Regions from separate parts of the Homo sapiens genome. Here all the other regions are linked to region 2. A link is a contact called in ENCODE Hi-C or POLR2A ChIA-PET data. All regions are on one chromosome and are shown on one strand. The core of a region is the stretch at or near the end of the contact, and the rest is flanking DNA. Distances in the headings are between cores, read along the strand shown.

Evidence for each region. Hi-C counts contacts between places; a loop is a spot of excess contacts on that map. ChIA-PET counts read pairs that join two places held with the same protein, here RNA polymerase II (POLR2A). Pooled maps may share reads with other maps.
Region 1: a map of CD4-positive, alpha-beta T cell shows a loop between it and region 2 (2.9-fold over the local background). The contact joins two enhancer-like sites. A Hi-C loop is called at or near these places in 4 of 168 maps with a recorded cell type or tissue (CD4-positive, alpha-beta T cell, Caco-2, mammary epithelial cell and 1 more), 19 of 37 single-sample maps with no recorded cell type and 16 of 50 pooled maps. POLR2A ChIA-PET finds 5 or more read pairs at or near these places in 5 of 52 experiments (Caco-2, HEK293, MCF 10A and 2 more).
Region 3: a loop to region 2 is called in a map of heart left ventricle, with 2.5 times the contacts of the local background. The contact joins two enhancer-like sites. A Hi-C loop is called at or near these places in 10 of 168 maps with a recorded cell type or tissue (MCF 10A, cardiac septum, chondrocyte and 6 more) and 9 of 50 pooled maps. POLR2A ChIA-PET finds 5 or more read pairs at or near these places in 3 of 52 experiments (MCF 10A, activated CD4-positive, alpha-beta T cell and activated T-cell).

Annotation. Positions count from the first base shown.
Region 1 is chr6:158,439,889-158,443,796 of GRCh38, reverse strand. All of the region lies in intron 3 of TULP4 (TUB like protein 4), which reads right to left. Among named protein-coding and RNA genes, the nearest start is that of TMEM181, 120 kb to the left of the region's middle. Within about 2 kb of position 1,950, at least 8 of the 41 ENCODE cell types and tissues checked have a DNase peak (open chromatin) inside an H3K27ac peak, as active enhancers do.
Region 2 is chr6:158,216,420-158,220,848 of GRCh38, reverse strand. No RefSeq gene overlaps it. Among named protein-coding and RNA genes, the nearest start is that of GTF2H5, 50 kb to the right of the region's middle. Within about 2 kb of position 1,493, at least 3 of the 41 ENCODE cell types and tissues checked have a DNase peak (open chromatin) inside an H3K27ac peak, as active enhancers do.
Region 3 is chr6:158,405,426-158,409,692 of GRCh38, reverse strand. All of the region lies in intron 1 of TULP4 (TUB like protein 4), which reads right to left. Among named protein-coding and RNA genes, the nearest start is that of SNORA116, 85 kb to the right of the region's middle. Within about 2 kb of position 1,472, at least 10 of the 41 ENCODE cell types and tissues checked have a DNase peak (open chromatin) inside an H3K27ac peak, as active enhancers do.

The DNA of each region.
Region 1 (3,908 bases), core at 701-3,200, 220 kb before region 2:
TAACAGAATATTTCCTGTTTTTTTTTTTAAAAGATGAAATGTAATTTCACAGTTGACTATAACAATCACTCCTAAATCTGTATCTTCAGGCTAAACATGTAATTTGGAAGCCATCTCATCTCTTCACTGAAGAAAAGACCACTTGTAAACTAACCTATTAAGATGAGAGACTCTCCTATGTCTAAAGATTTTCGGAGAAGAAGATATTCTGCCTCAGGCCTCAAATTTAATGTTAAATGATTCCTATTACCAGAATATTCTTCTCCAAATCTTTCAGGCTCCATTTTTAAGTTTATTCACCCTTCTAAGACATACCCATATATCAATTTCTAGGAGTAGAGAATAGTCTGACTACAGAACCAATATAAAAATGCATTTACGGCCAGGCATGGTAGCTCATGCCTGTAATCCCAGGACTTTGGGAGGCCAAGACGGGCAGATCATTTGAGGTCAGGAGTTCAAAACCAGCCCGGTCAACATGGTGAAACCCCATCTCTACTAAAAATGCAAAAATTGGCTGGGTGCGGTGGCTCACGTCTATAATCCCAGCACTTTGGGAGGCCGAGGCGGGCAGATCACAAGGTCAGGAGATCGAGACCATCCTGACCAACACGGTGAAAACCAGTCTCTACTAAAAATACAAAAGTTAGCTGGGCTTGGTGGTGCACGCCTGTAGTCCCAGCTATTTGGGAGGCTGAGGCAGAAGAATCGCTTGAACCCAGGAGGCGGAGGTTGCAGTGAGCCAAGATTGCGCCACTGCATTCCAGTCTGGTGACAGAGTGAGACTCCATCTCAAAAAACAAACAAACAAACAAGCCGAGGATGGTGGTGGATGCCTGTAATCCCAACTACTTGGTTGGGAGGCTGAGGCAGAAGAATTGCTTGAGCCCAGGAGGTGGAGGTTGCAGTGAGCAGAGATAGCGCCATTGCACTCTAGGAGCCTGGGGGACAAGAGCAAAACTCCATTAAAAAAAAAAAAAACCAACCATTTAATTGGAGTATCTCCAGAACGGTACACAAGTAACTGAAAACACATTACCTCTGGTCAGCTTGGGGATAGAAGGAGGGGCCTCTTCATCAAATGTCCTGTGGAACATTTAGTATTTTATACCATGTGAATATACCATTAAAAATACATTTAAATATACATTGAATGAGGAAGAAAGGCACACTTCAGGAATATAGCCCTATATCGGCTCTTTGAAGTAAGGCATAACTGCCCAGGGTGGCCACTCACCAAGAGGCCTGGGAAGGTGCATGTGTACTTTGATCAGAAGACCGCGAGTGATGCTGGAATCTGCTTGGCCTGTTGGTGTGTAGTCAGAGCCTGTTGGGGGAACATCCTATCCTCTGCAAAGAATCGGGCCTGGGGGTCAGCTAGTGGGGCTCATCCTACTTTGAGTCCTAGTGCCATAGTAAGGTTCATCATTCTGCCTCCCAAGTGTCAGCCTGAAATCCTTTCCCATTTCAAAATTTTACAACTCTTCAAAACACACTGAAATATATTTCTAAACATGATGAAAATAGTAATTTCTTCCCATGGCTACTGATAAACTTCTCAACAAATGAGCTGAGAGGAAAGGATTTGCTGATCTGTGCTACCAGTGGCAGCTGGGGAATAGTGGTGCAAGCAGACCCAACAGCACTTGTGACCGGTGCCAAAGACAAGCCAAGCTGGACCTGAGTTAATACAGGAAGGACAAAATTTAATCCATAATAACTGCTGCAGTAGGGAGAATGAGGGAGGAGGAGGGAGGCATAGGCAGTATTCAGGGAAGCAGAAATAACTGAAAAGCAGGAAGGGGGCTGTCAACGCGATTAGGCTCTCTGGCTTTACTAACTGGAGCTTAACAAAATTAGGCCCCTACTCTCTCACAAAGCCTGGGAGATGGGCCCTATCAAACAGTTGATTCTCTTGGCAGGCTCTCAGGCAGGAACGTAAGAGAGCTGGAGCAGTCATCCTCGGGACACAGCCTTGAGTTGTTAGAAACGGTGCCAGTGTTTGCTCCAGGGTGTGTGTGTGGGAAGGGAAGATGGTGTGGATGAAATAATTTATGTCCGAGAGTCTGCAGTATTTAGAGGCCAAGATTGAGGTCCAGCTGAGAAGAGGGCCCAGAGAGGCCTGACCAGAAGGAGCGAGCCTTTGTCCTGGTGGTGAACACATGTGAAACAATACATCTCACCCCTCCTAACACATATAAGGACATATTCAATGCCAAGGTCAGGGGCTGTAGAGCAGCAGTGCCATGTGGAACCCCAGGAAGATCAATTTTGTAGTTCACCATCTGGCTAAACGCTGGCATTTAGGCAAGATCCCTGTGTCAAAACCAAGGCCATCATCATGCTGTGGTATTGATAAAGATATATGAAGAAAATCTAACGTTGCATTAACAAAAAACTGACTTTAAGAAGGTATATGTGACAAGAGCCAGTGTATATTAATAAATTCCTCTCATCTTTTATTCTTAACCTAATATTTTTTTTAGATAGAGTTTCACTCTTGTCACCTGGGCTGGAGTGCAGTGGTGTGATCTCGGCTCACTGTAACCTCTGCCTTCGGGTTCAAGCAATTCTCCTACCTCAGCCTCCCGACTAGCTGGGATTACAGCCGTGCACCATCGTGCCTGGGTAATTTTGTATTTTAATAGATACGGGGTTTCACCACGTTGGCTGGGCTGGTCTTGAACTCCTGACCTCAGGTGATCCACCCCCTCAGCCTCCCAAAGTGCTGAGATTACAGGCATGAGCCACTGCGCCTTGCTTATTCAAGGCAAATCTCAAGAAAGATTTTTATTTAGCGTATTTTATAATTCATCAATACTGAGTGCTCTATTTGGTGATTCATCGCCTGAGTCCAGAGATAACAAAGGGCGATTTAATTTCTAGACATCTTAACTGTCATGTCAATCAACCAAAACACTGACAAAATGAAAAAGTACAAACATAGTAGCTGCACCTGTTTCTGCTAAAGAAACATATTTTATTCCACAAAGTGCTCAACAGAATTTCTCAAATACACGCAAAAAGAAATAACTAAAAACGAACCAGTACCAATCATTGGATAAAGATAGCCCTGAAGGGTGGGAGGCTGTCTCCCAACTTCTTTCCTGAGCAATTCATTCTCCTAACTGTGATTCCTGTGCTCCTTGCTGATTTTGACAAGAACCATTCCTATATATGTTTAGTTCAGGGCTTAAAATAAAGATGGGCCTCCCTTGTGTGGTATTCACACTACTAAAAAGTCATGGGCAGATCTGATGGGAAAGAAGAAAAAGGATCACTCTTTGCGTTGGCTTAGACTAAATCTCATTGCAAAGTTGAGTCCTCAGGAGCTATGAGCAGCAGCTCCACTCTTACCAGCCCTTTAACCTACTTACAGCACACTCACCAGTCACCAGTAAGGGTTTCCAGTGTAGAAGCTGACCATTGAGATTTTACTTTAGTAGGTTTGTGGATTTTTTTTTTTTTTTTTTTTTTTTGAGACAGGGACTCACTCTGTCATCCAGGCTGGAGTGCAGTGACACAATCATGGCTCACTGTGGTCTCAACCTCCTGGGCTCAAGCAGTCCTCCCACCTCAGCCTCCCCAGTAGCTGAGACTATATGTGTGCCCCCACACCCGGATAATTTTTGTATTTTTTGTAGAGACAGGGTTTTGTCATGTTGCTGGTCTTGAACTCCTGGACTCCAGTGATCCTCCCGCCTCGGTCTCCCAAAGTGCTGGAATTAGAGGTGTGAGCCACCGCGCCAGGTCAGATTTATTTTTTTTTAAAAAAGAAACACTCTAGGCCGGACACGGTGGCTCACGCCTGTAATCCCAGCACTTTGGGAGGCTGAGGCGGGCAGATCACGAGGTCAGGAGATCGAGACCATCCTGGCTAACACAGTGAAACCCCGCCTCTACAAAAA
Region 2 (4,429 bases), core at 244-2,743:
TTCCCAGCTGTTTCAAGTTTGCCCTGAGGACCTCAGTAATTTTTTTTTTTTTTTGGCAATGTCTCCTTCTGTCACTCAGGCTGGAGTGCAATGGCACGATCTCGGCTCACTGCAACCTCCACCTCCCGGGTTCAAGCGATTCTCCTGCCTCAGCCTTCCGAGTAGCTGGGATTACAGGCGCGCACCACCATGCCCGGCTAATTTTTGTATTTTTAATAGAGACGAGGTTTCACCATGTTGACCAGGCTGGTCTCGAAGTCCTGGCCTCATGTGATTTGCCCACCTCGGCTTCCCAAAGTGCTGGGATTACAGGCCTGAGCCATTGCATCCGGTCCTCAATGACTTTTCTATGCACTGTTTGTTACCAGGTCTTTGTGGATGATGACACTATTTTCCAAATGAAGACACTGAAGCCTTAAGACAAAACTTTAAAAAAAAAGATCATAGATTGAAATGTGATAAAGGTGTCATTCATGAAATTAACAGAAATCATCAGCACTGTAAAAAAGCAGATGTCAAAAAGACAAAACCTAGTGAAAATACACTGGCACTCACATGCTCTTAGGAAAGTAAGCCTTCTAATTAGGACTGTGTGCCATTATCACTTCTATTTTGCAAAATTGTCCATTTTTATGTAAATGCTAGCCATTTTCAGTTTTACTCAGTAAAAAACTTAGATTTTGTAACTGCAAACTTCATACTCTGCAACTGATGTTTATTAATAGGACCAATGGATACAAATGTCATGTCATAACTTTATACTGTAATTAAGCATTGCTCCAAAGAGAATCACTTAGCAGACACTGAATAAATAAATTTTGTTATATTAAAAAAAAGCCACGCACTGTAGCTCAGCCTTGTAATCCCAGCAATTTGGGAGGCCTAGGTGGGAAGATAGCCTGAACCAAGGAGTTTATATATATATGTATTATATAACATATATAATACATATGTTATATATGTTATAACTGGGCAACACAGGGAAACGCCCATCTCTAAAAAAATTTTTAAAAATTAGTCAGGCATGGTGGCACAGGCTTGTAGTCCCAGCTACTCAGGAGGCTGAGGTGGGAGGATTGCTTGAACTTGGGAGGTTGAGGCTACAGTAAGCCATGATCATGCCATGGCACACTCCAGCCTGGGTGACAGAGCAAGACCTTGTATCAGAAAAAAAGAAAAATAAGGTAAACAAAACAAAAAAAATTAGATGGAGGAAGATAATCTCTGAAAGACTTAAACATTTAAGTATTATATAAGTATTAGACCACAAAAGTAAGCAATCCCAGCAGTGATTTATCTATGTCGAAATAATCTTACTCACAGCTGCAAAATCATGCAAGTGTTTTGGGTATTGCAGCAGAGACAGCTAATTGTACACCACGAGTCCTCTCATGTGATAGAACTGTAACCAGGAAGTCTCTGCCCAGCAAGAGACTGTATTTCCTAGTACCTCCCTACCTCCAAGTGGAGCCATGTGACTGATACTTGCAATCGGAATGATGTATCTCACTCCTGGCCAAGGCAGTTAAGAAATGGGTGTGTTTCTCCACATGTTCTCTTCCCCTGCCAGCCAGCTAGGTGTAAAGAACTTGAGGCCCTAGAGAATGAAGCCACCAGATGGAAAGGGCTGGGATTCCTGAATCACTTGTGATGGAGGGCTGACTACCAAGAAACATCTACATGGGACTGCTAAAGGAGTATAAAATAATCCCAGTGAAGTGGGAGCAGAAAAAAAAAAGTTAAAAAATAAAGACAAAAAACAGAAGAATAAAAACAATTTTAAAATTCCATTTTGTGAAGTCTCTGAAAACTACGCTAATATTAACATAGATACTAAGCTATTTTGAAGCACTGAAGCTCTACGTAGGCATCAGGAACATTTTGGGCCTTAGGAGAAAAAAGAGCAAGTTTCATGTTTACTGTTTTTTCCCTATTCCCATGCCGAGCCCAGCAGCAGGTAGTGAGTATGTGATGAATAATTGAATGGATGGTAAATAAACAAATTAACAGATGAATGGATGAGTGAATGGATGGATAAATTAGGAATTCACATAAAAATTGTCTTATTTCATTTTCTGTTGCTCTAAATGGAATATCACAGATGGGGTAATTTATTAAAAAGATGTTTATTTGGCTCATGGGTTCTGGAGGCTGGGAAGTCCAAGAGCATGGCACCAGCATCTGGTGAGGCTCATCCCATGGCCAAAGCCAGAGATGCAAGGCATCACATGGCAAGCAAGCACATGAAACAGAGTGGGGAATTGGGGTCGAACTTATCCTTGTATTAGGAGCCCACTCCCTCTAAAACTAAGCCACTCCCATAATAATAGCCTTAGTCCATTCAGAGGGCTGAGCCCTCATGGCCTAATTACCTCTTAAAGGCTCCACCTGTCGGCCAGGCACAGTGGCTCACGCCTGTAATCCCAGCACTTTGGGAGGCCGAGGCAGGTGGATCATAAGGTCAGGAGATCGAGACCATCCTGGCTAACACGGTGAAACCCCAACTCTACTAAAAATACAAAAAAATTAGCCGGACATGGTAGCAGGCACCTGTAGTCCCAGCTACTTGGGAGGCTGAGGCAAGAGAATGGCATGAACCTGGGAGGCAGAGCTTGCAGTGAGCTGAGATAGCACCACTGCACTCCAGCCTGGGAGACAGAGCAAGATTCTGTCTCAAAAAAAAAAAAAAAAAAAAAGCTCCACCTGTCAATGTGGTCACAATGGCAATGAAATTTCCTTTTTTTTTTTAAACAGTGTCTTGCTGTGTCACCCAGGCTGGAGTGCAGTGGTGCAATCTCGGCTCACTGCAACCTCCACCTCCCAGATTCAAACGATTCTCCTGTCTCAGCCTCCTGAGTAGCTGGGATTACAGGCGCACGCCATCATGCCTGGCTAATTTTTGTATTTTTAGTAGAGATGGGGTTTCACCAATGTTGGTCAGGCTGGTCTTGAACTCCTGACCTCATGATTCGCCCACCTCGGCTTCCCAAAGTGCTGGGATTACGACGTGAGCCACTACGCCCAGCCAGCAATGAAATTTCAACATGAGTTTAGAAGGGGACATTCAAATCATAGCAAAAGCTACAATAGTCTCAAATAAAATAATACTAAACATTTGTGGGAAAGGTTCTACAGATTAACTAGTATTTATTTATGTATATTTTAGGTAAAGAGAGAACTAGAGAAAGCTATGCTAAAAGGTAGTGAGTTTTCCTGGAGATACTAAAGACTAGACCAAGCAACAACTTGGCAGGGGTAGAACATGGGACAGAGAAGGTTCAAGCTTGGAAAGGTGGTTGGACTAGTTTTGCCTTGATATTACCTGACCTTTAAATAAAGTGATGAGGGATACTAGTTAAGGATTCTATCTTTAGCAATTTTAATAATGAGTGCTATTTTTAGGTTTTTAATTATTATTTTAAGAAGTACAAATATGAGATGAAAAATTCATATTTCTAAATGATTTCAGATCACATACCAAACGAATCATCATAAACTGAGTACATTTAATTATAGGCAAGAGTCCCTACACGAAATCATCAACCACTGAAGTTCAGGCCTTGCAGCCCTAAACACATACAGTGACAATAATGCCAGTACTAAAAAGACTTGCCTTTGATATCAGTTTTAAGAAAAACAGATTTTGGCTGGGTGCATTGGCTTACGCCTGTAATCCCAGCACTTTGGGAGGCCAAGGCGGGCGGATCACGAGGTCAGGAGATCGAGACCATCCTGGCTAACACGATGAAACCCCGTCTCTACTAAAAAAAATTCAAAAAATTATCCGGGCGTGGTGGCGGGCACCTGTAGTCCCAGCTACTCGGGAGGCTGAAGCAGGAGAATGGCGTGAACTCGGGAGGCGGAGCTGGCAGTGAGCTGAGATCGAGCCACTGCACTCCAGCCTGGGCGACAGAGTGAGACTCCATCTCAAAAGAAAAAAAGAAAAAAAAAAATAGCCGGGTATGGTGACACGCGCCTGTAATCCCAGTACTCGGGAGGCTGAGAGGCACGAGAATTGCTTGTACCCGGGAGGCGGAGGTTGCAGTGAGCCGAGATCGCACCATTGCACTCCAGCCTGGGCAACACGAGTGAAACTCTGTCTCAAAAACAAAACAAAACAAACAAACAAAAAAGAACAAAACAAAAATTAGCCGGGCATGGTGGCACGTGCCTGTGATCCCAGCTACTCGGGAGGATGAGGCAGGAGAGTCACTTGAACCCAGGAGGCGGAGGGTGCGGTGGGATCGTGCCAGTGCACCCCAGCCTGGGCAACAGAGCGAGACTCCTTCTGAAATAATAATAATAATAATGATAATAATAATAATAGTTGTCTTAGAAATGATTCTATTTTAGAAAAAATTATCTATCTATCTATCTATCTATCTATCTATCTATCTATCTATCTATCTAATATATATTTAACCTAAAT
Region 3 (4,267 bases), core at 223-2,722, 190 kb before region 2:
TGTTATTCTCATTTCCTCCCCTGTCTATAATTCACAGCTGCAGCCTTATCTCCCAGTAGCTTACTTCCTGTTCTCTAAATCCTTCCAGCCTATTTGGCAATGTTAGGACACACCAGAATGTTGAGGAATTACCAGCTGGGGGCCAGCTGGGTTCTCAGTTGCCCGAATTTTGTGCTATGGGGCCATGGATCTGCGCAGTTATCCAGGTATAGAGCTTCCCTTCCCTTTTCAAGGAGAATGTGACTCTCGTTGACTCTCAGCACCAAAGAACTTCTGTCTTGGGGTATTAGCTAAAGTGTATGTTCTTTGACTAAGAAGTCAGAGGAAAGGGTTAGTTTTGACCTAGGCCTTTGATGGTTCAAAAAGATACCAACCTATTACCCTCTCCAATATAAGACATGTTCTCTCATTTTAGAGTGTTACTATTATCAGTGAAGTTATTAAAGGCAGGAAAATCTACACAAAAAAACATAGGGCAGAACTGCAGAAAGCCTACATTTGGGCCATAATCTAAGGCCCTAAGTCAGTCACATCACTTCTTACACCTAGAACTACTTTTAGGGAAGGCAAAACAAGCATCACTTTGCCCATCCCAAGGACGTTCATCTTCTGAGTCAGGAGCCCTCCAAAGGGTGTTGATAGATTTACACAAGAAGCCATCTCAGGGAACAACCAATGTCATCACTATTCAGAAGGATTTCTCTCAACCTAAAACAAATGTAATTTGAATGAACACTAAATACACACAGCTCAAGGAAGAAATCCCTGTGATTATCACCACTCTGTTCTTCTTATTCTGCAATTTATTAAGTGAACCAGCAACAACTACAATTGTGCAAGAAAAACAAAGTGATTGCCAATTTAATTGTAGACACATGTGGTCATTTTAACGAACCAAAAGCACCCTGAAAAGGAGGCTGGAAGAAATTCAACTAGAACAATGGTTCTGCAGACTGCTGCCCCCAGAGATGTCACCGGGAGGTCAGTGGTGAGGAAGGCGGGCTCTGGAGTCTGGCTGCCTGGCTCTGACTCCGGGCCTCGTCATTCACTCACCAGCTGCACAGCTGTGGCCACCAGGACCCTCTTGCTGCCCCTTTCCTCGTCTGCTTGACGCAAGCCATGGTAGCACACCCCTCACGGAGTTGTGAGGAGTATCTTAAGAAAGGACCTCAGACCGGGGCCAGGCACACCGCAAACATTCAGCAAATGAGAGCTCTGTGTTATTAATTCACAAACTCAAAACTCCAGAAGATAAAGACTGCTTCAGCACAGTATTTACATATACAGTTTCCTCTTTAATAAAAGATAAATGTTTTGAAAGGTAATCTCCCTTTCCAGACCTGTCTCCCACCACTTGCACCCCTTACCCAACTCTGTAACTTAAAAAGCAACATCACCACATGCTTCGTGCCACCCTTGGCCAGGAACACCCTTCTGCCCCTTGCCGCCTGGTGAGTAAAGCCTTCCCTGAAGTTCCAAGCACTCCCGCTTGCTCTGCGTGCAGCACCTTCTGCACAGTCCCGGCCCATACGGTACACTGCGCTCCGTCACACAAATGTTCCACACCAGACTGAGAACTTTGTAGCTTTTGTTCTATTAAACTATTCTTGAAAGATGATTAACCGTTATCTGTTCCCTCTCTCTCTCTCAAGAGTAAGATGTTAAAACTGATTCAAATGATAAGGGGTTGGATAACAGCTTTATTGGGACAAAATTCACATATGTAATTCACCCATTGTCAGTGTACAATGCAATGGTTATTAGTATATTCACAGAGTTGTACAACCTTTACAATATGTTTTAGAACATCTACCTCAACCCTCAAAGCCCTGTACTTTTTAGCTACCACCAACCAACCCCACAATATTTCCCTCCAGCCCTAAGCAACCAATTCTCTGTTGTTACAGATTTGCCTACTCTGGACATTTCATATAAAAGGAATCATACGATATGTTCTCTTTTGTGACCGGCTTCCTTCTCTTAGCATGTTTTCAGGGTTTATCCATGTTGTACCATGTATCAGTGTTTACCTTTTAAATATAGCCCAGTAACATTCCATTGTATTGAGAGACCACATTTTGTTGATCTGTTCATCAACTTTTAGCTATTATGAATACTGCTATGAACTTTTGTGTGCAAGTTTTTTTTTTGTATAAACATGTTTCATTTTTCTTGGGTCTATACCTAGGAGTGGAGTTGCTGGGTCAAATGATAATTCTATGTTCAACTTTTTGAGGAACTACAGGACTGGTTTCCAAAATGATGCACCAACTTACATCCCCACTAGCAATGGCTGAGGTTCCCAGTTTCTCCAAATTCTAATACTTGCTATTGCCTGTCTTCTAAAAAATGACAGCCACCCTGGTGAGTGTGCAGCAGTTTGATTTGTGTTTCCCTGATGGTTAATGATGCGGAGCATCTTCTCATGTGCTTGGTGGCCATTTGTGTGTTTTTTGAGAAATGTCTATTCAGATTCTTTGCCCATTTTTAGTTGGGTAGTCTTTACTATTACTGAGTTTCTCTTAAGCCCTCTGAAACACTAACTACATGTGAAGAAAACTTTAGATTTTACTTTCAGATAGCCAAATTTATTTCTGTCATTTGAATGTTCACAAATCCAGTTCTCATTCAAACACAATTCAGTTAATCTCAGTTGGTTGGCAAGAATCTGTGAATGAAATGGCCTAGAGATAATACAGGAACTCAGAAAACAGATCTGTGGTCAAAGCCCTGGAATCTGGGGACCGCCGTGCCTCTAACCAGTTCTGAACCTGCATGTGCTGGGGGGTGACCTTCTAGTCCCAGCTTCCTTAGGACATGTACCAGGAAACACAGTTACACATTCCTTCCTGTATTTTCCAAACTTTTTTGTCAGAAAATAATATATCTTCTTATTGGATAGAGTTTATATTATTAGCCAGGCCTGAATTAGGAAAAAGTGAACTCCACACCAAATCTGATATGAATGCGAAACTACCATTCCATGCTTCTCATCTATTAAGTGGCAGCAAGATTCTTCCATTAAAGCAAGATAAAACAATGCTGAAGAGCTACATTATAATTACGGTCTGGAGGAAACCCAACAGTTAATACTTTCATCTTTTGACCATATTCAGGCATTCATCTGCCTCAAAATCCTGTGGAATAGTACCCCCTATGACTCTAACTTCTATTCTTTTCCACTCATCATAGCTGCAAACTCCTGAGTAAAAATTCTACTGGAAAGTATGTTCAATCACATGCACTATTCATTGAGGTTGCAAATCACTTTGAAAACTTGTGAAATTCACATTTTTCCTCATCACTTCTTTTCACTCACTCTCAACTAAATACCCTTGGTGTATCTAGTAGTTATTAGTATTAATAGTTAATTTAGAGCTAAAACAGACATCTGTTTAGCTCTAAACATAAATGTTTAGTGCTCTGGCTCACAGATGAGGAAAGGTAGGCTAATGAGGTGAATAAGCTTTCCTAAGGTCACAAAGCAAGTTCAAGGTTAGGTCAGGGTCCAAGAGGCTCTGTCTTCTCTCTCTTGTTCAGAGCACCTGTTAACCAAGCTGTCACCTGTGGCCGTCAATCACTCAGCCAATGAGTATTCAGGAAGCACCAAACAGGTGCATTCAGGGAGGACACAAAGAGGGGAGAGACGCCTGCCCAAGGAGCACCTGGTGGAACACTCAGAGGAGCCACTTCATTCTTTGCTTTTTAAGCATGTGTTCTTGCTGTCATACTTCTACAATGCAAAAATGTCCTAGAAAACAACTGTATCAATTAGTTCTGGTTCTGAGGAAAGAAAATAAAATCACACTAAAGAGAAATAAACTAAGACGTTCCTGGTGGTGTGTGTTGGGAGACGCCGAGGCAAGGCTTGTACGTCTGACATAATGTAAAAGATTCTTGGAACATGTCCGGGATCCAGGGTCTAAAACTCCTTGTGGCCTTTGGAACGCCAAGCTCTGTGCTAAAGGGTGGAAGGCTACCCTGACGCACCATAATCTCAGCCCAGGGCATAAAAACCCCTTGTGGCTTGGATAGAATCCAGGGCTCGTGGCTCTGGAATGTGTCTAGACTTGCTGGCTCCTTGCTCCTTGCTCCTTGCTCTCCCAGGATCGATTGTATCTTGAGTTAAAAGAACCTGCTCTCCATTATCTCAAGTAGCAGAGCATATGCTAAACCGTCACAGCTGTAAATCATGTGCTTAATGCAACGGTGCCCTTTTGACCCCCACATTCTCAACACCTGTTTGATCACCAATAAATAGTCTGGG